3 separate regions of the Homo sapiens genome follow, and all the other regions are linked to region 3. Evidence: chromatin loops called from intact Hi-C (ENCODE). Cell type or tissue: chondrocyte. All regions are shown on one strand.

The links. Hi-C counts contacts between places; a loop is a spot of excess contacts. Peaks named below come from ENCODE experiments on the same cell type or tissue, not always from the same donor. Only the 100,000 strongest peaks of a DNase experiment are listed, where the experiment ranks them.
Region 1: a loop joins it to region 3, with 3 times the contacts of the local background. A loop is called at or near these places in 5 of 110 quality-filtered maps.
Region 2: it touches region 3 in a loop (2.1-fold over the local background); 12 of 110 quality-filtered maps call a loop at or near these places.

Annotation. Positions count from the first base shown.
Region 1 is chrX:102,512,586-102,520,585 of GRCh38, reverse strand. It overlaps TMSB15A (thymosin beta 15A), which reads left to right and starts at 3,847. Exons shown (of 3, transcript NM_021992.3): 1 at 3,847-3,920; 2 at 5,406-5,522; 3 at 6,462-6,904. The coding sequence starts at 5,423. The coding sequence ends at 6,499. In chondrocyte, CTCF peaks have their summits at 2,885 and 3,084 (motif pointing right); a DNase peak (open chromatin) is centred at 4,035.
Region 2 is chrX:102,763,020-102,771,019 of GRCh38, reverse strand. All of the region lies in intron 8 of ARMCX5-GPRASP2 (ARMCX5-GPRASP2 readthrough), which reads right to left. LINC00630 (long intergenic non-protein coding RNA 630) reads right to left here and starts at 1,867. Exons shown (of 12, transcript NR_146589.1): 1 at 1,679-1,867. In chondrocyte, no CTCF peak of the experiment used is centred here; no DNase peak of the experiment used is centred here.
Region 3 is chrX:102,710,349-102,718,348 of GRCh38, reverse strand. It overlaps ARMCX5-GPRASP2 (ARMCX5-GPRASP2 readthrough), which reads right to left. Exons shown (of 19, transcript NR_146584.3): 5 at 4,500-4,567; 6 at 4,083-4,160. GPRASP2 (G protein-coupled receptor associated sorting protein 2) reads right to left here and starts at 5,901. Exons shown (of 5, transcript NM_001004051.4): 1 at 5,797-5,901; 2 at 5,132-5,219; 3 at 4,500-4,567; 4 at 4,083-4,160; 5 at 616-3,812. The coding sequence starts at 3,479. The coding sequence ends at 963. In chondrocyte, a CTCF peak has its summit at 4,856; a DNase peak (open chromatin) is centred at 5,558.

The DNA.
Region 1 (8,000 bases), 200 kb after region 3:
TATCCTGAGAGAAACGATACAGTAGAGAGTACAATATTGATGATGCTAGACATAATGGAGAGAAAGATGGTAGCAACGTCACTGAATTGGTTTGAGAGAAAGAGATCTAGTGGGAAAGGAGGGGAACTTTTAGACAGGAGTCTGGAAATTTCATGTATGATATCAACAGGAAAGTCATATATATGTAGGCAGGTGCAGGTAGGTGAAGTGATGTGGTGGTAGGGTTCCGTGATGGTTAATATTAAGTGTCAACTTGATTGGATTGAAGGATGCAAAATATTGTTTCTGGGTGTGTCTGTGAGGGTGTTGCCAGAGGCGATTAACATTTGAGTCAGTGGACTCGGAGAGGCAGACCCACTCTCAATCTGGGTGGGCACCATCCAACTGGCTGCCAGCGTGGCTAGAAAAAGCAGGCAGAAAGTGGAATGAGCAGACCTGCTGAGTCTTCCGGCCTTCATCTTTCTCCCTTGCTAGATGCTTCCTGCCCTCTAACATCAGACTCCAAGTTCTTCGGCTTTTGGACTCTTGGACTTATACTAGCGGTTTGCCAGGGACTCTCGGGCCTTTGGCCACAGACTGAAGGCTGAACTGTTGGCTTCCCTACTTTTGAGGTTTTGGGACTCAGACTGGGTCACTACTGGTTTCCTTGCTCCTCAGCTTGCAGATGGCCTATTGTGGGACTTCACTTTGTGATCATGTGGGTCAATTCTCTTTAATAAACTCCCTTTCATATACATATATCCTATTAGTTCTGTCCCTCTAGAGAACCCTGACTAATATAGGGTCTGTGGAAGTGTTCTTCTGAGGGCTACACTTTTCTAGTATAAATAGAAAGCAAGAGAAGAGTTGGGATGGAGAGGTGGTATAGAGAGTTTGATGGGAGAGAAGCTATGAAGTAGTAAGTTAAAATAGTCAGAAAGTTAAGGACCAGAAGGTCTAAAGAATGAGTGCCTATTAATATTAAGAGTCTGATTTAAGTTAATAGTCATGAATTTAAATTGAAATGAGTCATGTAGTTATGTATTTTCCTTTGGCCAGATTTCTCTTTGTAGGCTCAGGCTTGTTGAAGTGTAGTTGAATTTAGCCAGGGTTGTTATTTTTCCTATGAAGCAATACAAACTGAAAAGGCAGGACAGTGGAGGGTATATGTAGATAAGTGATTGTAAAGACTGAACATGACATTTGAGCTAGGGAAGGAGGGGAGAGAATACAATAAAGGGAAGAAGAGATAGTGAAAATCTGATAAGATCAATGCATTGGAGATTCTGGGGAGACCAAAAGAAAGGTGCAAAATGAGTTAGCTGAAAAGAGAGGAGGTTATGGTCAGAAAGAGGGATGTTTAAAATTGAGATTATGGAGGGTTTCCCATAATTATAGTGACAAGGGCTAGACTATGGCTGTGTGAGTAACTGAGGTGGAGTTGAGGACGATGTTATGGGGGAGAAATGTTCAAGGAACTGAAAACGCCAGTTTGTCAGAATTATCATTCTTGAATTTACCAAGAATTAAAGCAGGACAACTACCTTTGAGAATGACTGTGTTGTAGGAGCTAAAATTTTTGAAAAATGAGTGGGGAATAGTTGAATTTTTATTTTTTATTTTTTATTTTTTGAGACAGAGTCTCACTCTGTCACCCAGGCTGGAGTGCAGTGGTGCTATCTCCGCTCACTGCAAGCTCCGCCTCCCGGGTTCACGCCATTCTCCTGCCTTAGCCTCCCGAGTAGCTGGGACTACAGGCTCCCACCACCACGCCCAGCTAATTTTTTTTGTATTTTTAGTACAGACGGGGTTTCACCGTGTTAGCCAGGATGGTCTCGATCTCCTGACCTTGTGATCCGCCCCCCTCGGCCTCCCACAGTGCTGGGATTACAGGCGTGAGCCACCGCGCCCGGCCGGGAATAGTTGAAATTTGTTATATGTCAACAACAAAGGCTAGTCAATGACATAAGTTGTCAAAAGCTGGAAGTTTTTAGGGGGGTAGGAGGGGAATTGCTATCTAAAGACAGCAATGAGAAGCAGCAAAGTCCCTTACATAAGCTTTAGGATCTGTGGTACAGTGGTGGTAGGAGTGAAAAATCATCTGCTCCTCATGAGTGGGCTTCAGGGGATCTGGAATCCTCATGGAAGGGGAAATTCAGAGAAGAGGCTTAAAATATGGAGGAATTACCGAGGGTGTATTGTGTTTTATTAGTAGAGGAGCGGTGAGAAAAGTGAACTAAAGAGCGGATGTGGACACAACCTTATGGCAGTTAGAATATAGGAGTTGAAGGGTGTCTTGGGGTGACTCGCACAAATGGAGATAAATGTCATCATTAGATAAGTTCTAATGATTCAAGGCAGACCAGGGTGGCAGGATTTTGAGGTTTGGGCTATGGAGGGGTGGTTGTCTGGAGCTTCCTGTCAACCCCAAGTGAAGTAAGGGGTGTGGTCTTAGCCTTGGATCACTTGTTCAAACAATGCTTCATTTTGCTCCTGGAAACAGAAATCACATTAATCTGTAATGACAGAAAAATACGCTGAAAGCTACACATCACATTCAGGATAGGACTACCCCTGGGCAAGTGGGAGGGGGAATGGAAATGAAGTGAAGGTCAAGGAAACCTCAATTTTTTCTGTAACGCTTTTAGTCCTTAAAAGAAAGACAAAGTAAGTATACCTAAATGTTAACAACATTGAAATCTGTGTAGTGAAAACACTGGTGTTTATTATATTTAATGCCAGGAACACTGTAGGTACTCAATGAATATTACTTGTTGAATGAGCATATCTTTCTGTTTTAAAAGTTTCTCCAACAAACATACACAATTCTCAAATTAACACAACGTGCTACAAAAGCAAAGAAAAGGGAATGAAGTAAGCTGGGGAAGCCTTGAGAAATCCTTGTGGAAAGAGTGACTTTCGATCTATATAGATCTATACCACCACACATGGGGTGCAAGCTAAAGACATAGTTCTACCTCCATCTTACCTTAATGCTCTAAGGTTCTGGGTGAGTATCCAGAAAATGATCTTGAACGTTTAGTCCTTTCAAGTAAATACCGAATCCTCAATTTTCTCTTCCAACAGACACTGGGTGGTGCTATTGTCCAAAACTTCCACCCATCACGTATTTATTACTTCAATCTATAGACATCTCCACAACCAATGTGTCTTGTGGGCCAAAGTGCTAGGGATTAGGGATATAAAGGTGAATAGCCTCAGTTGTTCTGTGATTATTATAAACTGCTATCGTGTTCAGTGGCCGAGAAAGCTGCGAATGTGACTTTTACATTTCATAGGAGAGCACTACTGTCACAGAAATGTCCAGTTGTAGGGGTGAATGGCCCTGAACCACCCACCCTCACTATGAGCACCCCTACTCCACGACCTGGCCAAGGATTAGAGCAGACAACACCGAGCCCCACTTCCAACCTACTGTTAGGTTATCACAGCATCCTTGGGCCCCAATGGCTATAAAAAGCCGAAAGAGCCTAAATACCGGTCATTCAGCTTGGACCTCGGAGTTCCAGATGTTCTAAGCTCACTGGGCGAGATGTGTCTGCTTATTGCAGAGGCCTCTGTTATTGTGAAAGAGTGAGTGTAGTCAGGATGAAGGGTATGTGGACCCTCAGGACTAAAGCAGTGGAAGAGGCCTGGGAGGTGGGGCCTGGGGAGGCGGGGTCGGCTCTGACTTCACCAAGCCCCGATCCTAGAGGAGAGGGTGGACGCGGGCTCTGTACACTCAAGCGGAGGAGGGGAAGGGCGGGGTGGGGGGGGGGGGGTGGCGAGCCCGGAAACCTTTGGCCAATCAGAGAGGGCTGGGGCGGGGCCTGCTGGGTGGCTTAGCACTGCAGGGCTCTGCGCGGGAACGCTAACCTGGTCCGGAGCGAGTCTGGGTCTCAGCCCCGCGAACAGCCTTTCACGAGTCTTCAAGCTTTCAGGTGAGGACCTGCGGCCTCGCAGGAGCCAGAGGACCATGGGGATGGGAAGGCGTCAGGGTTGCGAGGCGGGGGATGCCGCGCCTTCGGGAGCCAGAGGAGCCGAGGTTGGGGCTGGCGCTTCGCGTCTGCACCGCCGCCCGGGCGAGCGAGTCCGCGCCTTTGTCTTCCAGGGGGCCGCCTTCTGCGCTCGATGCCGAGCCCTCCTGGGGGCCGGTCCCTGGAAACAAGGCCCCGGGGTTGGGAGGCGGGGAGCGCGGACCCTTAAAGGGACCTGTCCGCAGTAGCTGCAGGTCGGAGGCTTAGAGGATGAGGAGTTTGGAGGCCGCCCGGAATGGGCCCCCTGGGGCTTGGTCCTCATTCCTTCTCCTCCCGTGGCCGTTAGGCTGGGCGCCAGAAAAAGCTAATAGTTATTTTTAAAAGTATGCAAACTGCTCTTGACAGACTGGCCTACGCACCCGGCCCTGCTATTATTTATTTGTTAGTTCCAGTTTTCCAGCTCTGAGCTTGGCGTCTAATGGCTTGGCAGAGGAGGGTCTTAGGGTAAACTCGACGGAATGGAGGCATGTTCGGCACTTCTGGCTGCTTGGGGGCCTCTCCATTCTACCCCAAGCACTAGACATAGTATCTTACTGCACGAGGGTGGGGCTGGGCTTGCGAATGAGAACTCTGCCCTCCGATTTCTGGGATATCCTATTGTCTCTTCTGGACAAACTCGGGACGCTTACAGGGCACCAGGCATTTCGTCAGGTCCACAGCCATGCACCTCTAAGCCTCATCTCTTTACCTCTCTCTTTGCAGAGAAAACATGGTGAAACAAGACTCGCTTTTATTTGGTTTATCCCATTCTGCTGAAGTCCTGGGTTTGATCCTAGTTAGCTGTCCCTTCTTACAACGTTTATACACCAATGCCACAAGGAGCTATTATGAGACGTGTATTGTAATGCCTTAATGTACTGTCATCTTTGGGCATTTAAAATAGAAAGAAATTAGTACAACTTATGCCACTCTTTTTTTTTTTGTGCTGCTCCCCGTCTCCTAAAAAAAAATGCCAAAAAACAAAAGTAATTTAATAGAAAGTGAAGATGCTCGAATAGTGCTATCTCCTGTTACAAAATCATTAACTGGTTAAAGCCAGTCTTTATTTTTTATTCTGTCCCTGTCTGCTCTTGTGCTTCTATCACCTCCATTTTACCCTTGCTGTGATTTTAAGAGTCAGACATATTGGCTCTGGGTTTCTGGAGAATCTTGGTTTCTGGTGCGTTCTGATCCAACGGCATTTACTGCATATCAAAATGGGCTAATGATGTGGAGTTAAAATTATTCTAACAAAAATATAACTTTTCTAAGATCTGTTGCTGTTTTTCTGTTGAAAATGAGCGGGTAGAATATACATTGATATGAAATATGAAAATTTTTGCTTGTGACCCCTTAGTCCGAAGACAGTTCTGCCAGGTAAGTTTTCTTAAAAATGTTTATTCTTTTCAGGCTATCTTCTAGTCAAGATGAGTGATAAGCCAGACTTGTCGGAAGTGGAGAAGTTTGACAGGTCAAAACTGAAGAAAACTAATACTGAAGAAAAAAATACTCTTCCCTCAAAGGAAAGTAAGTCATGGGGGGTTCTAGTGGAAACACACAGTAGAGAAAGTTAATAGGTTCAGTAAATAAACCTATCTTCTAGTAAATTTTTGCCACAAAGTAAGCAATAATTAGAGTACCATGGTGTTTAATGTAACAGTTAAAAACATCAAATAGTCATCTTCCTACTTGGGTTATATAAGTAGTTCTCACATAAGTCTTAATAGGAATGGGGGGGAAAACTAGTTTCTTGTTGGAAAATTACTAAAAACCACCTTAAAAATCAATCTTGGAATATTGGATTTAGCACTAGAAAAATCTTAGTTTTGTTCACTTTATGCTTATTAGACATTTTTCTGCATCCATCAGTTTGGGTCAGTGGTCTTATACCTAAAGATCCATGCAAACTTTGCAGTTTTGGCCTTCTCTACCTGATGATGAGATAAAGACAATGAACAAGTTTAGATCTTGGGTGCACGTAGGGCTCACAGACTCAAGGGATAAGTGATCAGTTTTGCCCTCCAGAAATACAGCCTTCTGGAGAAACTCCAAGTGTTTTTGCAAAAGTTGAGGGGAACTTTTTGTCTTGTTAGCTTTGAGAGTTCCAAAGTTAGTCAAAATTGTCTGAAAAGGTATAACTTCCTAGTTGTATATGGATAGATAAATCCGAAGAAATTGCTTCGTATCTCAGTCTTGAATCATCTAAGAAAAAATGGCAACAGCATGTCTCTATCTCTTAAATGGGAGAAAATCCTCCACAGTTATAGATTGTAGTGAATATTCAGGTAGTTAACACACACACATACATGCACACACCCTAATGTGAGGATTTGTGGTTAATGCCTTGGCATTCTAAATTTAAGGCATGTATGCAGACTTCGATGACTTAGCAAGGAGCTCTTTTGAAAGAAACTGAACTTAATCTTAGGTACATACGGTTAATGATTTTTGTGTTTGTCTTCCCAGCTATCCAGCAAGAGAAAGAGTGTGTTCAAACATCATAAAATGGGGATCGCCTCCCAACAGCAGATTTCGACATTACCTGAGAGTCTTGATTTTAGGCTTGTTTTTTGTAAACCCATGTGTTTGTAGAGATTTTAGGCGTCTTCGGATATCTTCTCACCTATGTTCCCTGGCTAAGAAGTCAGAGGTAGCCAATGTTTCCTTAAATTCATTTTTAAACTTACCATTGGTGCATATGTTCCAGATGGCAGATGCTGTCAATAATCTCACCATTGATGACCTTTGTGTATGTAGTTCTTGCATCCTATACTGGATAAGCCTGTTTTAACCTGCTATGATGGGTGCTTCCATTGCTTCATAATCTTCATGAAGTTGCATGCTTTTGCAGCTTTTCACAGTTTATTTGCATTTCTAATGTAGTAATAAAGTAACCAATATAATCATTATCTTGAGACTCCTGTGGTTGACTCTTGGTGGTCTTCTATGGAACGAAAAGTACACAAGGATATACTTTTCAGCCAAACAGAATGGTTGAAGGAAAACTGTTTTAGCAGATTATTCACGTGGGAAATATTTACTTCTCTCCAGGTCTAGTGAGTCCTGACTTGGGGATGCTAGGTGCTATTTCTTTAGAGTTGGAATCACAGAGTTAGAAAACCTTGGGAAGGGAGGTCATGTGGACTAACCCCTTATCTCAGAATGAAGAAATGAAAATACAAGGTCTGAAGTGATCTGCTCAAGATGAATATTAAAGCGGAGCGCTCTTGCCTTTTGGAAAGTATTTTTCAACTTAATGGAAGGGGACACCCAAGGCTGGGGTTTGATGGGGAAGGGGCCAGAGGCACTTGCTAACATGCACTGTACTAAACACAATATGCCTTCTGTGGAGCATAAACTCGTATCTAATACCTGTTAATGACCTGTAGTAGAGAGCTTCTGGTTTGGTTCTTGTGTAGAACAGAATTTGCTGTCTTATGAACCAAGCATTTTTGGTGTTCACGATGAACATAAGTGCTATGGACTGAATTGTGTACCCCCAAATTTGTATATTGAAGCCCTAACCTCCAGTGTGATTATATCTAGAGGTAGGTTCTCTAGGAAGTAATTCAGATTAAATAAGGTCATAAGGGTCAGGTTCTAATCCAACAGGACTGTAGCCTTAAGAAGAAGAGGAAGAGGGAGAGAGAGAGAGAGCGATCGAGAGAGAGAGATCACTGCCATGTGAGAACATAGTGAGAAGGCGGCTGTCTGCAAGCCGGGAAGAGAGCACTGCAGGACCTTGATCTGGGACTTCTAGCATCCAGAACTGTGAGAAAGTAAATTTCTGTTTAAGCCACACAGTCTATGATATTTTTCTTATGGTAGCTTGAGCTGACTAATACAATAAGGAATACATATAAATGCACATTTCCCAATCCATGCCCTTAATACTTTTATCACTTTAAGTTTATTCAAGCCAATTACATATAATCCCACTAATTAGAAGTGTTAGCATTTATGTGTACCGTATAACCATCCAGACTGTGGCTCTATTAATCCAGA
Region 2 (8,000 bases), 53 kb before region 3:
GCCCATACTCCAGACCCTGGATAGGAAGAATAATCTCTAGTGTTCTATAGCATTATACTAAATTATCAAACAATAATTTAATGTATTTTTTCAAATAGCTAGAAGAGAAAATGTTGAATGTTACCAGCACATATAAATGATAAAGATTTGAGATGATGGATATGCTAACTACCCTGATTTTATCACTACACATTGTATACATATATTGAAATATCACAGTGTACCCCCATAAATATGTACAATAATCATGTGTCCATATATAATAAAATATACATTTTTCAAAGTAAGACATACAAGTGGCCAACAGATATGTGAAAAAATTCTCAATATCACTAATTGTCAGGGAAATGCACATTAAAACCATAACAAGATATCACCTCACACTTGTTAGGATGGCCATTATTTAAAAAAACAGAAGATGGTAAGTGTTCACAAGGATGTGGAAAAAAATGGAACCCTTGTACAATACTGGGAATGTAAATTTATACAGATATTACAGAAACAGTATGGTCATTCCTGAAAAAAACTAAAAATAGAATTACCAAATGATCCAGCAGTCCCCCTTCTGAGTATATATCCAAAGGAAATGAAATTAGTACCTCAAACAGATGTATGTACTCCCATGTTCACTGCAGCATTATTCACAATAGCCAGGGTATGGAATCAACCTAAGTATCCACCAACAGATGAATAAAGAAAATGTCATACATGCACACAATGGCGTACTATTCAGCTTTTTGAAAAAAGAAGGAAATCCTGTCATTTGTGACAACATGGATGAACCTGGAGGACATTAAGTGAAATAAGCCAGGCACAGCAAGACAAATACCACGTAATCTCACTTGTATATGGAATCTAAATAAGTTGAACTCATAGAAGCAGAGAGTAGAACAGTAATTACCAGACAGAGGCTGGGGAGGGGTTTGGGGAGATGTTGGTCAATGGATACAAAATTTCAGTTAGAGAGGAGGGATAAATTCAAGGGATCTATTGTACATCATAGTGACCATGGTTAATAAAAATATATTGTACACTTGAAAACTGCTAAAAGGGTAGATTTTAAGTGTTCACCACAAAAAAAAGTACATTAGGTAATGCATAGGTTTATTAGCTTGATTCAGCCATTCTACAATGTATAAAATATATCAAAACATCATATGACTTTTTAATTGACACTTTATAAGTTATAGTTCATAAACAAATTTATTATACAACAGATATGGGAGAATGCATATTATAATCTCAAATTGGTAGGAAGGCCTTCTAACTAACTTTATATTTCAACATTCATTTGATAGTGTTGATGGGAATCACTGGTTATTATTTATGCAGTCAGAAATATATATATAAACTTATCATAAATGCATGTTAAACATAAAGTTTCTCCCTTGTCTATACTGTAAGAAAGTTTGAAACAGAACAAGAAGAGGCCTGACTTCATACAGGCATTCCTGATCCTGCAATAACCACAGGGCTATCGTCTTGCACCTATGTTATCACTGAAGGTTTCAGCAATCCTGTGGGTGAGCATTTTTATTTCCATTTTACAGAGTGGGAAACTGGGCTCAGAGAGGGTCTTTACCTGTCTCATCCTCCCGCGTCCCGCCTTTACAGGGAAAGTAGCCCCGGGACACCCTGGAGCAGGACACCACACTCACTGGGGCCAGAAGAGACCCACCTCTCTCTCCTTCACGAAACAGCCAGAGCGCCGATCCCCAAAGTGGGAACGAGGGGACGTCGATCTGGGGTCCTTTCGTCTCCCTAAACCCCACGGAGATTCAGGCCACACTGCTGGGCACTCACAACCTCCACTGAGTCCAAACGCCTGAAGGCGGTTCTCCCCAGGCCAAATTGGTCTCAATAAAAAGTCGTCACCGTCGCTAATATGACGTCAGGTTACTATGGCAACCGCGTAGCACTGGCTTGTCTTCCACACCTGAAAATGACTATGCACAACCCGCTCCTCCATCCCCAGCCTATCCCTTAAAGCAAAACACCTTCATTCTTCAGATAACTCCCTGAGAAAACATACCAATTAGAGGCTGGGATCCGGGCAATTTTCAAGACTCTCTACTCATTATGGTAGAGGAAAGGAAGTCCATGTTGTCAGGAATTTTGCTTTAAAAGTGACCTAAGGGGGCCGGGCGCGGTGGCTCATGCCTGTAATCCCAGTACTTTGGGAGGGCGAGGCGGGAGGATCACGAGGTCAGAAGATCGACACCATCCTGACTAACACGGTGAAACCCCATCTCTACTAAAAATACAAAAAATTAGCCGGGCGTGGTGGCGAGCGCCTGTAGTCCCAGCTACTCAGGAGACTGAGGCAGTAGAACGGTGTGAACCCGGGAGGCGGAGCTTGCAGTGAGCCGAGATTCTCAAAAAAAAAAAAAAAAAAAAGTGACCTTAGAGGAGTATCATCAGTACACAGAAGCCCAGAGAGGTGTCCTAGGACTCTGGGAGATGAGCTAGCCCTCTGAGGAGGAACATGTACAACTCACACACTATACTAGGCAGTTGGTTTTCTGTGGCAGAAAACAGATTGTTTATAATCAAGTGACTGAATGATCTAGAAACACAAAAACTGTCATTTGAGTAATAATACAGTTATTTCAGGGAGGCCGGACTAGAATAATATAATCATTTAGTAGGCAGGAATCCAGTCAATTAAAACACACAGTAGTTTGCCTTAAGGAAATTTTTTTTTTTTTTTTTTTTTTTGAGACGGAGTCTCGCTCTATCGCCCAGGTTGGAGTGCACGGCGCAATCTCAGCTCACTGCAACCTCTGCCTCCCAGGTTCAAGCGATTCTCCTGCCTCAGCCTCCCGAGTAGCTGGGATTACAGGCGCTTACCACCACACCCAGCTAATTTTTATATTTTTAGTAGAGACAGGGTTTCACCATGTTAGTCAAGCTGGCCTCGATCTCCTGACCTCGTGATCCACCCGCCTCGGCCTCCCAAAGTGCTGGGATTACAGGCGTGAGCCACCGCACCCAGCCCTGCCTTAAGGAAATTCTTATCCTTCATTCCTGGTATGTTTTTCCATGTGGAAAATACATCCATGACAAAAATACATGTAGCCTCTACACACTCACTCCTCTCTACGGCAGGAATGACTTATCCGATTGGAGAATCTGGAAGGAGACACATGATACTCTGCCCAAGCCCTCTCCCTTCAACTTCTTGGTAGTAAGCTGCCCTTCAGGAGGCACTTGTTCAGCTTTGCCTTCAGGGATGGGACTTAAAATAGGCCCACAGGTTTACTCCTCTAACTGTGTCTCACTGACTCTACAATTATTCCTATAGTTCTTGATTCACAATGCTTAATTCTTTAAGGGGCCCCCAAAATACTCTTCTGCTTCTAGTCTGAGCTCTAAACCAACTGAGAAACATAGGAAAAGAATAAGGAGAAACATATATTGACTTTATCTCTTATAAGGTGATATTGGAGAATGTGACTTAGATTTGCTGTCACGTGGGCTTACTATGAGTAAGTTCTAGAATTGACTTATCCACCCAGCAGTGCTGCATTGGGACAGTCATAAAGACCAAGGACTGCAATGTATATCTATCTGCTGTCTCCTAAAGGAGCCCTGTCTATGTGTGCCCAAGGAAAGTTACTTCCTTGCCAAGGGTTATCACTATAGCAGGAGAAAGTGTTTCAGGACACTTTCTTTGAGAAACACTTCTAAAATTGTTCAGAATGAATACTCACTAAGACAACCTCTCAGGTTTCCTCATAGAATGGTTTGTAGCAATGCCCTCTCAGTATCTTAATTCACATGATTGCAGTGGGAATTCTTCTTAAGGAGTTAGGTTTCAAATTTTAAGACTAGCATGAAAAATAGATATCATGTAAATTGCCCTTGGGAATCCCTTCAAGAAGGAATTGATGACATGTTCAGAAATCTGTACCCACATGTAAGCCAACACTCAGATGATACAATTATAACCAAGTTTCACTAAGCCTTCAAGGATAAGAAAATTCCTTTCTTACCCAATGATAACACAACACAGAAAATGAGGAAAAGTTCACCAAAACCATAATGTTTTAGATATCCGTTCCTTCTTAACAAGCACCCTTAATTAATAGCCATTTATTTTCTCTCAGTATTTTGTGTGTTAACTGGGCCCAGCTGGATGTTTTCTGCTCTATATGATGTCTGTCACCTGGGGCTGCAGTCATCTGGAGGTTCCACTCATCTGGGACATCTGAGAGAGCTCACTCACATGAATGATGACTGGTGTTGGCGTCTGCTGGGAGCTCAGTTAAGGCTGTTGACCTGAGCATCTTGGCTCTCCACAGAGCCCTCCACGTGTACAGTTACCAGATTAAAATCAACTCAGTTAACTTTAAATTCCGGATTAATAGGAATATTTTTTAGTTTATGTGGCATGCAATATTAGTTTATTTAAAATTAAAATCCAACTGGATTTTAATTAAATAAATAAAAGTAAATGAAATAAATAACAAAATAAAAATTTTAAATCGTCTTATTATTTGCTAAATCTGGCAATTGCAGGGGATGACCCTGTGAATCTCTAAGTTTAATGACCATCTGAGCTGATTCTTCCAATGGGACAGGTCTGGGGAAAATGAGCAGATTGGATTGGCAATAAGGACAAAAGTTGGTAATACTTGGTGTTGGTGGAATGAAAAGCCAGCAGACGCTCACATATACTGTTGGTGCCAAGTGGATATATCTGTTTTCCAAGGCTCATATTATAACTTAAGACATTAATGATCTTTGATGCCAAAGTCCTATTTTTCCACCAACAAGGGAGTTTCAGCTGAGGGTTTAGAAAAGACTCATCAAGGTGACTACGATGTGCGCCCTCTTAAGGGGCCCTGGCTGAGGTGGCAGCTCAGAGTAACATGAGTTCCCTGCTTGGAGGAGGAAAAGACAGCTACTATTTTGTAAGGCAGATGGTTTAGCTGGGCCCAGCTCCAGTTTCTTCACATTAGTGTCTGGATTTAATCTCATGACAGCCGTGCTGGTGAGGTACCAGTATCCTCTCTTCCTCATGGATGTCAGTGACTATAAAGCACGTGCTCCTAAACACAGAGCTGAATGGCAAGGAGGTTACTCACCAGGCCCACTGCCAGAGCCAGGGATAGAACCTGCCAGCCTGGGCACCTTGAGTTGCTAGTGGTAGACCTTTAGCAAATGTATCTGGACATGTACTGTTAAGGAGGTTAATCTCTGTTCTCCTTGCTTACCCTCCCTGCAGTAAGGTTGGTGCCCCCTCTCCTTACTTCAGGGGAGGTTTGTGAGAGGGCTGACAGCAGAAGCCTTCTGGAGCCAGTTTTTCTTTCATCCTTTATGAAAACTTAATTTGTTGAAAGGACCGGGCTGCTTGTACCTGGTAGGGATGTGGGGGCCTCTCAGGACACAAAGATGGGAGAGGAAGGAAGATTTCTCCCAGACAGGGATGAGGCCTGAGGTCTACAAATCTCTCCAGGAGTTGGGACCTGAGCATTGCTCTGTATCAATGTTTGTGGTGAATTAGTGGATGGTCCTTCGAGTCTGGGCATCCATCCATGATTCAGATTTGATTTTCCTGTTTTGATCCAGGGGTAGATGACTCAGGATCTGGGACATGAAGGCACTGGGCCAACTAAGGAAATGGTCATCTCAGCCCTGAGCAGTGTGGACACGAGTGGTTACAGCAGGAGACTCTTGAGGCCATATCAGGAGGATACATTCCCAGAAGTGGAACTGTTTTGTCAAAGAGCATGACCATTTAATATTTTTAATGCTTCCTATATAGTTGAACTTTAAAATTTCTTTAATAGTTCTTATATTCCATCCAACAATTTGAAAACATCTGTTTTTCCTGATCTGTGCAAAAATAGGTTTCACAGATTTTTAATATTTTTTATTCTGAGATCCTGTTATTGGTACATTAGATTTTCTTTATTTTTCCCTATCGTATTATGTTTTAAATAGTGTATTTCACAGGTGCATTAAAAATGCTTAGCTAATGGTTCCATATTATACCTTAGAATATGTCTTGGAATAATTCTAGAGTTTGAAAAGAAAACCCAATCATCGAATTTGTGTTTATGTTGCATCCTGTTTGAATTGAAATGTTGGGGCCACGAGAAGCCCATACATAGCTTGGAGCGGACAAATTGGTACAACTTCTTTGTGGAGATATTGAGCAGCACCCACAATAGAAGCATGTGAGGCTCTGTCATCTGCTGCCCTCTCAGATGTGCATTGCAGAGTCTCGGTACATAGCAAACCTGTTCACAGGAGCATGGGTAAATATCAAAATAGTCCCAAAGTCACCTGGTTAGAAACATCTCAGAAACACTATTTTCAGAAGAAAACATTTCGATAATAGATATATAAATATGTTACTTATATAGAGATAAAAATATGCAAAGCAATTATGTGTTTAGTTTAGGGATGTATTCATGACTAAACAAGAAATTTTGGATAGTGGTTCCTTCTGAGGGCGCTGAGGCAATCAGGGAACTCACACAGGAGAGTCCACTCTGTAATGTTTTGCTTCATAACCTTGGTTGTGTACGTGTTTGCCTACTATCATATTTACAATACCTTTTGAAAAGTCTGAAATCTATCAAATTTGACATGAACAAAGCTCTAATGTGTTTTATCTCTGATTAATAAGTAACCCACTGTCTATTTAAAAAATGTGGAAAGTGCATTCAAATACCAATATGAATATTGATAATATCTAACCCCACCATGCACTAATAAAAACTGTAATTATGTTTCCACCAATTATCATCTATACACATGTGTACATGTAAACAAAAATACTGTGTATGCATTGAATAGATTTAACTTAACTGGAATGTATTAATTTATTGTAGGTGTGTAACCAGACTTAGTGTCTGAAAGCTACATCCATCTAGTAGCTCACAGGTCTGTAGGTCAGAAGACTGGTCCAGCATGACCTTATTCTCTGCTCAAGGTCTCACAAAGCTAGAATCAAGGTGCCCATGTTGGCTCCACTGAGGTCTCACGCGGATGATCTAGATAAAAATCTGCTTCCAAGATCATTCTTGCTGCTGGCAGAAGTCATTTCCTTGTGGCCATTGAACCGCAGTCCCCATTTCCTTGATGACTGTCAGTTGGGGATATTCTTAGCTCCTGGGGGCTAGTCCACTTGCCTGCCATGTGGCCTCCTTCTTCCATCCAGCAATGGCACATTGAAGGCTTCCTGTGCTTTGAATCTCTGACTTGCCCTACTCTAAACAGCAGGAGAAAATTCTCTGATTTTACAGGGCTTGACTAATTAGGTCAGGCCTATGCTGATCATCTCCCTTTTGCCATATAACAGAACATAATCGTGGATCATAATGTGTCTGGTCTTATGACTCTAGTCTTCCGTCCAGTATTCTTGTCATATTGCCCTGTGGTGTCCCTTCTACCTTAAAGTTAATGGGAAACTGCTCCTCCAGTGTCAAACTGAATGATAAATTAAGAGGATAGGAAGGCAGATGCAGTTATAGGAAATGGTATGGTGATTTATTTTTCCTTTTCCCCAGCTCTCACATGTAACTCATCCCACAACTCAGAACTGGCCCAAAGCTCATAGGTTATGGGGATATATTTCAGCTCTTGCTGCTACCTTTCCACAAGGTCTCAATAGCAGTAATGCCCTTTGGTTTAGGTCAATGTCATCTACTCTCTGGGAGGGAGGGGGCAAATAGCCAGACCTGTTATGTGCTGAAGTCCTACTATCTCCCATAGGCACTTGACAGGTTTTCTCATTTATCCCTCAGGACAGTACTCTGAAGAAGATAATGTGGTGCGTCTTATTTCACAGATGACCAAGCTCCTTCTCAAAGGGACTAAGACCCTCTCCAGAGAAGTGGCAGAAATGGAATGTGATTCCATTCTTTCCCTCCCCACAATAAAACCAGCAGCTTCCCATTTGGAAGTTTTACATTTCCCTAGTATTGTCCCCTAAAGGTACTCACTCAATAACCCCTCATGTTGAGGAAGATGATAGTGGAGATGAA
Region 3 (8,000 bases):
CTCCATTTAATTGTGCTATCCTACTCTTTCAGCCTTTAGGTGGCATTGAAGTAACACCTGTACTTTGAATTGTTAAATATGCAGATTTGGCTTATTCTGTTCCCCAAATTGGCCTCTTCCCAACTTTCTAACTGCATTTCTCATCAAACTCCTTTTACTTGTTTCAAGCAGACTGGGTTCATCCATGCTACTAGAACAGATTATTCAATTACACACTTTTCTTCAAACCACCACTGCCCACTTCCAAGAGCAACCTAATGATTTGTCTTATCCTACCCTTAGGCAAATCCCAGGGCTAAGATGGTAATTTAAATGGGTCCTATAAGAAGTATTAATTTTAGGTTGCTTGTTGGGAAGGCTCATAATTGGGCAAGCAGGCGGGCAAGTTGTCTTGCTCTCCTATCCTGACCAATTTGTTCTATCCTGACCAATTTAAGTGGGTCCCTCTTCTCGGAAACATTCCTCAAGTATCAGGGCCCACAATAATCTCTCCCTTCTTAACTCAAGAACAGAATTTTCTAATAAGCGCATGTTTGTCATACTAATAATTACCTATGTTTGTAAGTGCACACGATTTATCTGTACATGGTTCTTAAACTGAAGAAGGGTCACTTATGCCAATTTTAACATAGAACTTTATTGAAAACACAGACTCAAATAGAGAACCATATATTTAAACAACGAATAGCAGGGTAGCTTACTTAGGTGACACAGTTCATTGAAAACTTAATACTGAAAAATACCGCAATCTGGACAGCAAGACAAATATCAACAAATGTGTTTTCAGTTTTGATATTCATTTGGCATCCACAAAATGATCCAGCTCAAAACAAGAGTTTGACAAAGTTAACATCAGCATTAAAAAATATAAGTTACAACAAAAAAACAGACTGTGAACACCAAAGCACTACTCAGGGCTCTTTGGGAACATAAGGCTGATCAGCGGCAGGTGGTTAATCATATTAACTTTGTTGTCCCACCTCAGGATCATTTTGGTTGTCTATTTGGGCTTGTAGTTGCTTAGCTAACTCCTCAAATTCACGAAATGCAGAAATAAGCGGCTCAAGACTGAAATCATCATCAATTAAGGACATCTTTCCACTTTTTATAATGTTACTGATATTCTGAAACATTTTAATAACAATTTGAATATTATCATTTGTCTCTTCTATGTTAAAGAGACCCACAAATATTGAAAGAGCTTTGGCACTGAATAGTTTTTTTGCCACAGCAGGATTTTCAGACAAATTCAATAGCATTTTCAGAACGTGAAACTTCGTTCTCGCATTGGCTGTGGTTAATAAGGAGAGAAACCCGGACATATAGTTGGCAATCAGTGTGTGATAGTCAATAGTCATAGTGAGGTGTCTAAGCATCCTTATTCCAGTCAGCTGCTCAAGGGAATCCACACTATGTGCAAGGGTTTCCTCACACACTTGACATATGAATGTCTCAATCATGTTTAGATTTGGATAAGGTGGAGCCATGTGAATCATATTTTCCAAAAAACTTGTCCTAACTCTAGAGGATGGATAATTAAGCAAGGTTTCAATAAGTGAGACAACACCTGAATCTCGAATGAAATCTCGGGTAAATTGAGAAGCACTTCTCATACCCATTGCAATTTTAGATATTTCATGAATAAAAGGATCCCGAATTTTGTCCATTAATAAAAGGAATTCTTCAAACTCTTCAGAACCAATTTTCAGCTCACATTGTATGCAGCTGCAGGACCAACTCTCAGACTCTGCACTCTCCCTGGCCCTAAGATGCTCTCGAATTTCCCGGACTGACCGGTAGGAAGGATCATACTGAAATGTGAACTCAGGACTAGGCTGATCAGGCTGAAGCAAAGATTCCTGCTCTTCTCCTTCTGGGCTAAGTTCCAGGTTCTTGGGCTTTGCCTCAAGCATTTCAGAAGCCTCTTCGGGAATTCCAAAGGGGCTTGTGGATCGGAAGCCAACCCCATGAAAAAGACCAGGTTTGAATTCAACAGTGACCTCGTCCCAGGTTTGGGGCCTGGAGGATGCATTAAGCTCCTCAGCTGCATCTCTGAACCTATCACTGACCTTGTACACAGGACAGGGATTTAGGTCAAAGCAGGCCTCATCTCTGTCCCAGAACCAGGACCCAAATATGGCCTCTTCTTCAGACTCCGGCTTGGCCTCTTCTCTGGCCACAGCCCCCAAACTGGACTTTTCCTCAGCCCAGTACGCGGATCCGCCAATGGCCCCCTCCTCAGTTCCTGGCTCAGATTCACAGATTGCTGAAGCTCCACCCTCCAAACTGGCCTCTTTTTCTGCCCAGAACCAGGACCCAATAATGACTTCCTCCTCAAACCTGGGTTCTTGTTTGACCCTATCACTGTCAACATCTTTCTGGGCCCTGAGTTTCAAGGCAGTATTAGGATCTTCTTTGTCTCTGTGCCTGAATCTACTATTGGCCTCTTCTCCAGGCAAAACCCAGGACTGCTTATAGAACTCATCTTCAGACTCAGATTCAAAACAATCTTCTCTATTTGTCCTGAGCTTGGACCTGATATTTGCCTCCTCCCTGACTCTGGGCCTGAACAAGTTATTGGTATTTTCTCCAACCCAGAAGGAGAATGGGTTGCTGGCCTCATCCTCAGATCCAGACCAGGAATCAACATAGGCTTCTTGCTTGGATCTGGGCCTGGACCTGGGATTAGTCTGATGTTTAGCCCTGTGCCTGGACCTGGTATTGGACTCTTCCCTGGGCCATGATCTGACACTTGTCTCTTCTCCAGTCCAGAAAGAAGACGCTGTAGAGGTCTCATCTGCTGACCAGAACCCAGACTCATTAGAGGCCTCCTCTCTGGCCCTGGGCCTGGAATAGCACCAAGACCCCATATTAGTCTCCTCCCCTGGTCCAAACCAGGGCTGGATTCCTTTCTGACCCTGGGTGCCAGGAAAGGTTTCAGCATCCACATTGACTAGTTCTCTATCCATAGACAGGCCCTTAGATTTAGTAACTGATCCAGACTCAGCAGTGGCCAGTGGCCAAGCAACGGCATTAGTCTGGGACACTCCTTCTGCCTGTGACACTGCTTCAGTCCCAAATTCACTCTGGGCCCATGCCTGGGCCTCATCCTTGGGCCTTGCTCCAGGGATTGCCTTGGCATCAGTTTTAGAACGAGCGCCACCTACTGCCCTGGCATCGGTTTTGGGCCTGGCCCCTGTGATTCCTTGAGCCTCCGTTTTGGGTCTTGCACCACCCATTACTTGGACCTCAGTTTTGGGCCTTGCCCCAGACATTGCTTGGGCCTCAGTTTTGGGCCTTGCCGCAGGCACAGACTTGGTCTCAGTTTTGGGCCTTGCCCCAGTAGTTGCCTGGGTCCTAACCTTGGGTCTGACCACCAGAGGGACATCATTCTCTCTCTCAGGCCCAGCGATAACCTCTTCCCCAGCCTTCTTTTCAGGCTTGGCCTGGGCACTAGGCTCAATCTCTGCCCCAGTCATGGTACAAGTTACAAAGAAAGTCAGGTAATATACTCCTCCCGTAGTCTAAACCTCAACCACAGATCTGTCACAGGTTTGTTTCTTCACACTCTGATCTTTAGGTGATTAAGGATATAAGCTTGGGAATAAGAGTTAGAGTCAATATCCAGTCCAGTAGTCACTCAGCCTCCTTCCCAAACACAGTCTCAGTCAATAATTCAATAATACAGATAGAGTGAGAACAGGTACAACCAAGCTAAAGGAAGACAGATATTTCCTGGATGGGTGCAGACCCGTTGAGGGTGGTTGTCAGCAGCAACTCCACCACCAGCAGAGCAGCCACTGGAGGTGGATCTAGGGAGAGAGAATGAAATGAGGCTTTGAGTCTCTTCCAATTGTATGAGACGTATGCAGTGCGACTGATGTTGAATGCTAGGTGGGACAGCTGGGCTTTGAGAAAGTCTCTCTGGACCGGCTGCCTCCTACAAAACAGGTCCAACAATGGTGGGAAAGTGTGTCGGCAATGGGAGGGGCCAAGAAGCCCCCAGATTGGACCCTAATCACTCCCGGACCCATGCTGGTCTCCACTACCCCGCCCAAAAGTATACCCGCTCTCATACCAACCTTCACTGATGTGGTGCAGTTTCCCCCTCCTTTTCTTGTTCAAGTGGTGTCAAGCCCCACAGCTGACAGAAGGGGGTCCTACAGACAAGTGAACATACAGGAGAGAATGGAGTGTGAGTGCTTGGTAGGTAGGTGGGCACTCTGGCCCCTGTGACAAATATCTGTCTTCCCATTCAAGAGTTCAATGTATCTATGGTTTCCTGTGTCCTAGTCCCTGCTCTCAGGTCTTTTCTGAGTCACAACCCAACCTACACCTATCTCGTGTCTCCTGCAAGAAATAAAAAGGATGCTGGCACTGTGCAAATCCGGCAGAATAGAAGTGGGTCTGCCACTTCTACTACAGGTGGAAGTGGATCTGCCACCTGCCATGCTCTCTCCAACTGTCCCCTGCATTGTCCTCTCCCCCTTCTCACTAACCTCCAGAGCTGTGAGCCAGTCTCCTCCTCCTTGCCTTTCTTGCAGAATTGGCCAGCCTTAAAGTAGGCCTATGGACAAACACATGAAAAAGTAAGACAGTCAGGATATGAGTGGTGGCAGAAGAGCACTTGGTAGACAGGCCAACGCCAAGGATAAGAGTCCCCATATTATTGGTATCTGTCTTTCAACATTCGGGGTTTTGCTGGTGGAATATTCTCGTTTTATTTGGGCCCTGCTTCAAGGTTCCAGAGATAACAACTCCTTCTCTTGACGTCATATTCTTCCCATTACTCCCTTCTCCAATTCTGAGGATTCACCACTAGGTGCGCCACATCCCCTTGCTCTGCGCAGCATAAAATGGGGGAAGGGCGCCGCATATTCTAGAAAACAGGTTGTGAATTAGTACTTGTCAGTATGTCTCCCTCATCACCCCCACCTCCAAAGCCCACCCTTTCATGCCCCCAGTTTAGGACGGTGGGGGAGACAGGTGGGGATGGAAGGTGGGGGGAGCGCCATTAGAGAGGTGAAGATTAGGAGGTGCTCCTGGATGCCTGACTTGCTCTGGTCACAGTCCCCTACCCCGATTCGGGTCCCCAATCAGTGTTTAGCGCCCAACCCCCATCCCCACACACCTCCAGAAATCCAGGCAATATTCGTGCTCCTTTATTTCAAGCCTCTCCTCTACAGACGCTCACTGTGTCCTGTCAGAATACGCCAGACCTACCGCACAGACACAAGACTTTGACATCAACCTGGAGCCTGTGGGAAGGGAAGGCACCGAGGACATGGGGCCCCACAGGCCCCTTTCGGGAATCGGGACCCGGAGTAGCAAACGCGGCTCACCTCCGGCGGACTGGGTACAGAGCCGGGACGCCGACCCCCGCCGGCCTCGCCGGGCGCCCCCCAACGGCCTTCCCGGGCGCCCCCACAGCGGCTCCCGCTCCGCCATTTCTCCCGCAGGAGCCTCCCCCACAGCCCTCTCCGGGCACAGACACCGTCGAGGGCGGGGCGCGGGCGCCTGCAAAGCTGGCTGGGAAGCGGTCAGCGCGGTTCTCCTCCAAACGATCTGGCGGTGCCTCCCGAGCCAGCCCCTCAGCCCTTGGCCAGGCCCGCTCCGGTCACCGCCTCCCCATCGCCAGGGGTCTCGGGCACTGCGCACCTCTCTCAAGCGCCTGGCTCCGACCGGATCGTCTCCTCGTTGCCAGGCTGTCAGGGTCCGCGGGGCAGGCTGCCTGCTGGTCCACCCTGCCAGACCACCCCCGCAACCCGGACCCCCACCTCATGCACCCGCACTTGCCTTCAGAGGCCCAGGGCCCAGGTCGTCGGCCTCCCCCTCCTCTCCTCAGCTCTCCTCTGGCTCACTTGGAGCCACTGCTTTCCCCGCGATCCGAACGGGAAAGACGCGTCCCGCCCCCCACGCCTCTGCACCAAAGTAGGCAGGGGCTGCGCAGGATGCGGCAAGAACCGCTCGCCGCGAGGGTGTCGGGAAGGGGGGCGGAGGGATACGGCGCGAAAGTGCTTGACGCCCCCATCCCAGGCCCACCGTAGTTCCGACCCCGAGGTGGGCAGGGCCAGGATGAGCCCCAGCCTGGGCGTGCGGGTTGGCACCAGGCTGCCTCAGGAGGCCCCCACGGACCCTAACGTGGCGACCACTACCATATTTCTGTCGCTGCTGTAATATATGGGACCAGCGGGCGGCTGGGGGCCCGGGCAGGGGACAGGATCGCGAGGTCGGGAAGAGCCGCGCTGGAGAGAACAGCGGATGGATACCAAACCGCCCCGTGATGTGTCTGCACCCCCGCCCCAACCGCCCCCCTCACAGGGACTGCTGGGTGTCTGCCCCCTCCCTCTCCCCAGTCCCCTAACCCTCCTTTCTGGAAGCTGATGGGAAAGGGGGTGTCAGCACTGCAGTGTGGGAGGGGAGAGGCGATTTCAGGCCATACAGGCCCGGGGCTCTAGGGTGGTCCTCTTGTGCGTTTCTTTCCCAGCTTCGTGGAGCCACGCAGGGGAGGAAGGTACACCTGCTCTTAAGTGAACTCCGGGGCAGGGGGCTCCCATCAAGGACTCACCACTGCCCCTCTTCTAAAAGAAGGTAGACCTAGACCTCTAACCCTAGGAAACCAACCACTGGTCTGCACCAAACTCATTCCTTTCTGCCACACTGCTCTTTCTCATTTCAAATGGTGGCTCACGTTGGCATTGCGCCGTCGCCACAGTTGCCCCCAGAAGAGGACCTTTCCCTGTCAGGACCCGCAGGAGGTCATAACAGTCCTCTCTCTTTGATGCCGCCAGGTAGGGATGGTCCTGGCTCCTCTTCGGTTCCCTGTCAAGTCTTCTCTTGCCATGACATTTGGCAGTGTGGAAATGTGGCTGGTATTCGAACCAGCTTGGATCTCAGCCACCTGCCACAACTACCTGCTGTTTCAGCAGTCATTCTCAGGAGAGGATCCCACCGTGCACCCCCCTCCCCGAGACAAAGCAACCTGGCTCCTTTTGAATCCTCTTCTTTCACCCCAACATCCGTCCTCTACTCTTGAGCCCCTCCTTTCCCTGCTTCCTGCATGGGACAGACAGAGCAATGTGGTTAAATACGAAGTTGATGTTGTTGTTACTGCTGTCCATTTGAAAACTCATTTAGGTGCTACCCTTATTGTGTTTGGCAAGTAACGGTCCCCTAAAGATGTCCATGTCCTGTTCTCCAGAACATGTACCATTTTATATTTCCTGGCAAAGGATCATTAAGATTGCTAATCAGCTGAATTTAATTTAAGATTATGCTGGATTATCTTGGCCAATGTAATTGCAAGGGTACTTTAAATGTGGAAGAGGGAGGCAGTGACTCAATATCAGATTGAAGCATCATGAGAAGGTCTACACTGGCCATTGTTGGCTTTGAAGATGGAAGGAAGCCAAGATCCAAGAAATACAGGCTGTCTCCAGAACCTGGAAAAGACAAAGAAACAGATTCTTCCCTAGAAATGCCAGAGGGATAGCTCCTCTGGCAACATCTTGATTTTAGTGTAATGAAACCCTTTGCAGATTTCCAGCCTCTAGGACTGTAAGATAATAATAAATTTGTATTATTTTAAGCCCTTCTATGTGTGGTAATTGGTTAAAGCAGCAGTATGAACCTAATACACTCACCATCCTGATGAAGTCTATTCCCCTTGACTTTCTTTACCCGTGGATCAGTCTCTGGGGAAGATCTATTTTGGAGCTCATGCCTCACCACTACAAACATCAATTGCCTCTTCTTTGCTTCCTAAAGGACAGTGATTTTTTTTATGTCCCTTATAGGTAATCTTGGAGAAAGTTCCTTTTTGCTGAAACCACTGATATTTCCCAGGTACAAAAGGGAACCCTATTCTTTTGTTGTTGTTGTTGCTGGTTTTGAGAGGGACTATCGGTGTTGTTGCCCAGGCTGGCTGGAGTGCAATGGTGCCATCTTGGCTCACTGCAACCTCCGCCTCCTGGGTTCAAGTGATTCTCCTGCCTCAGCCT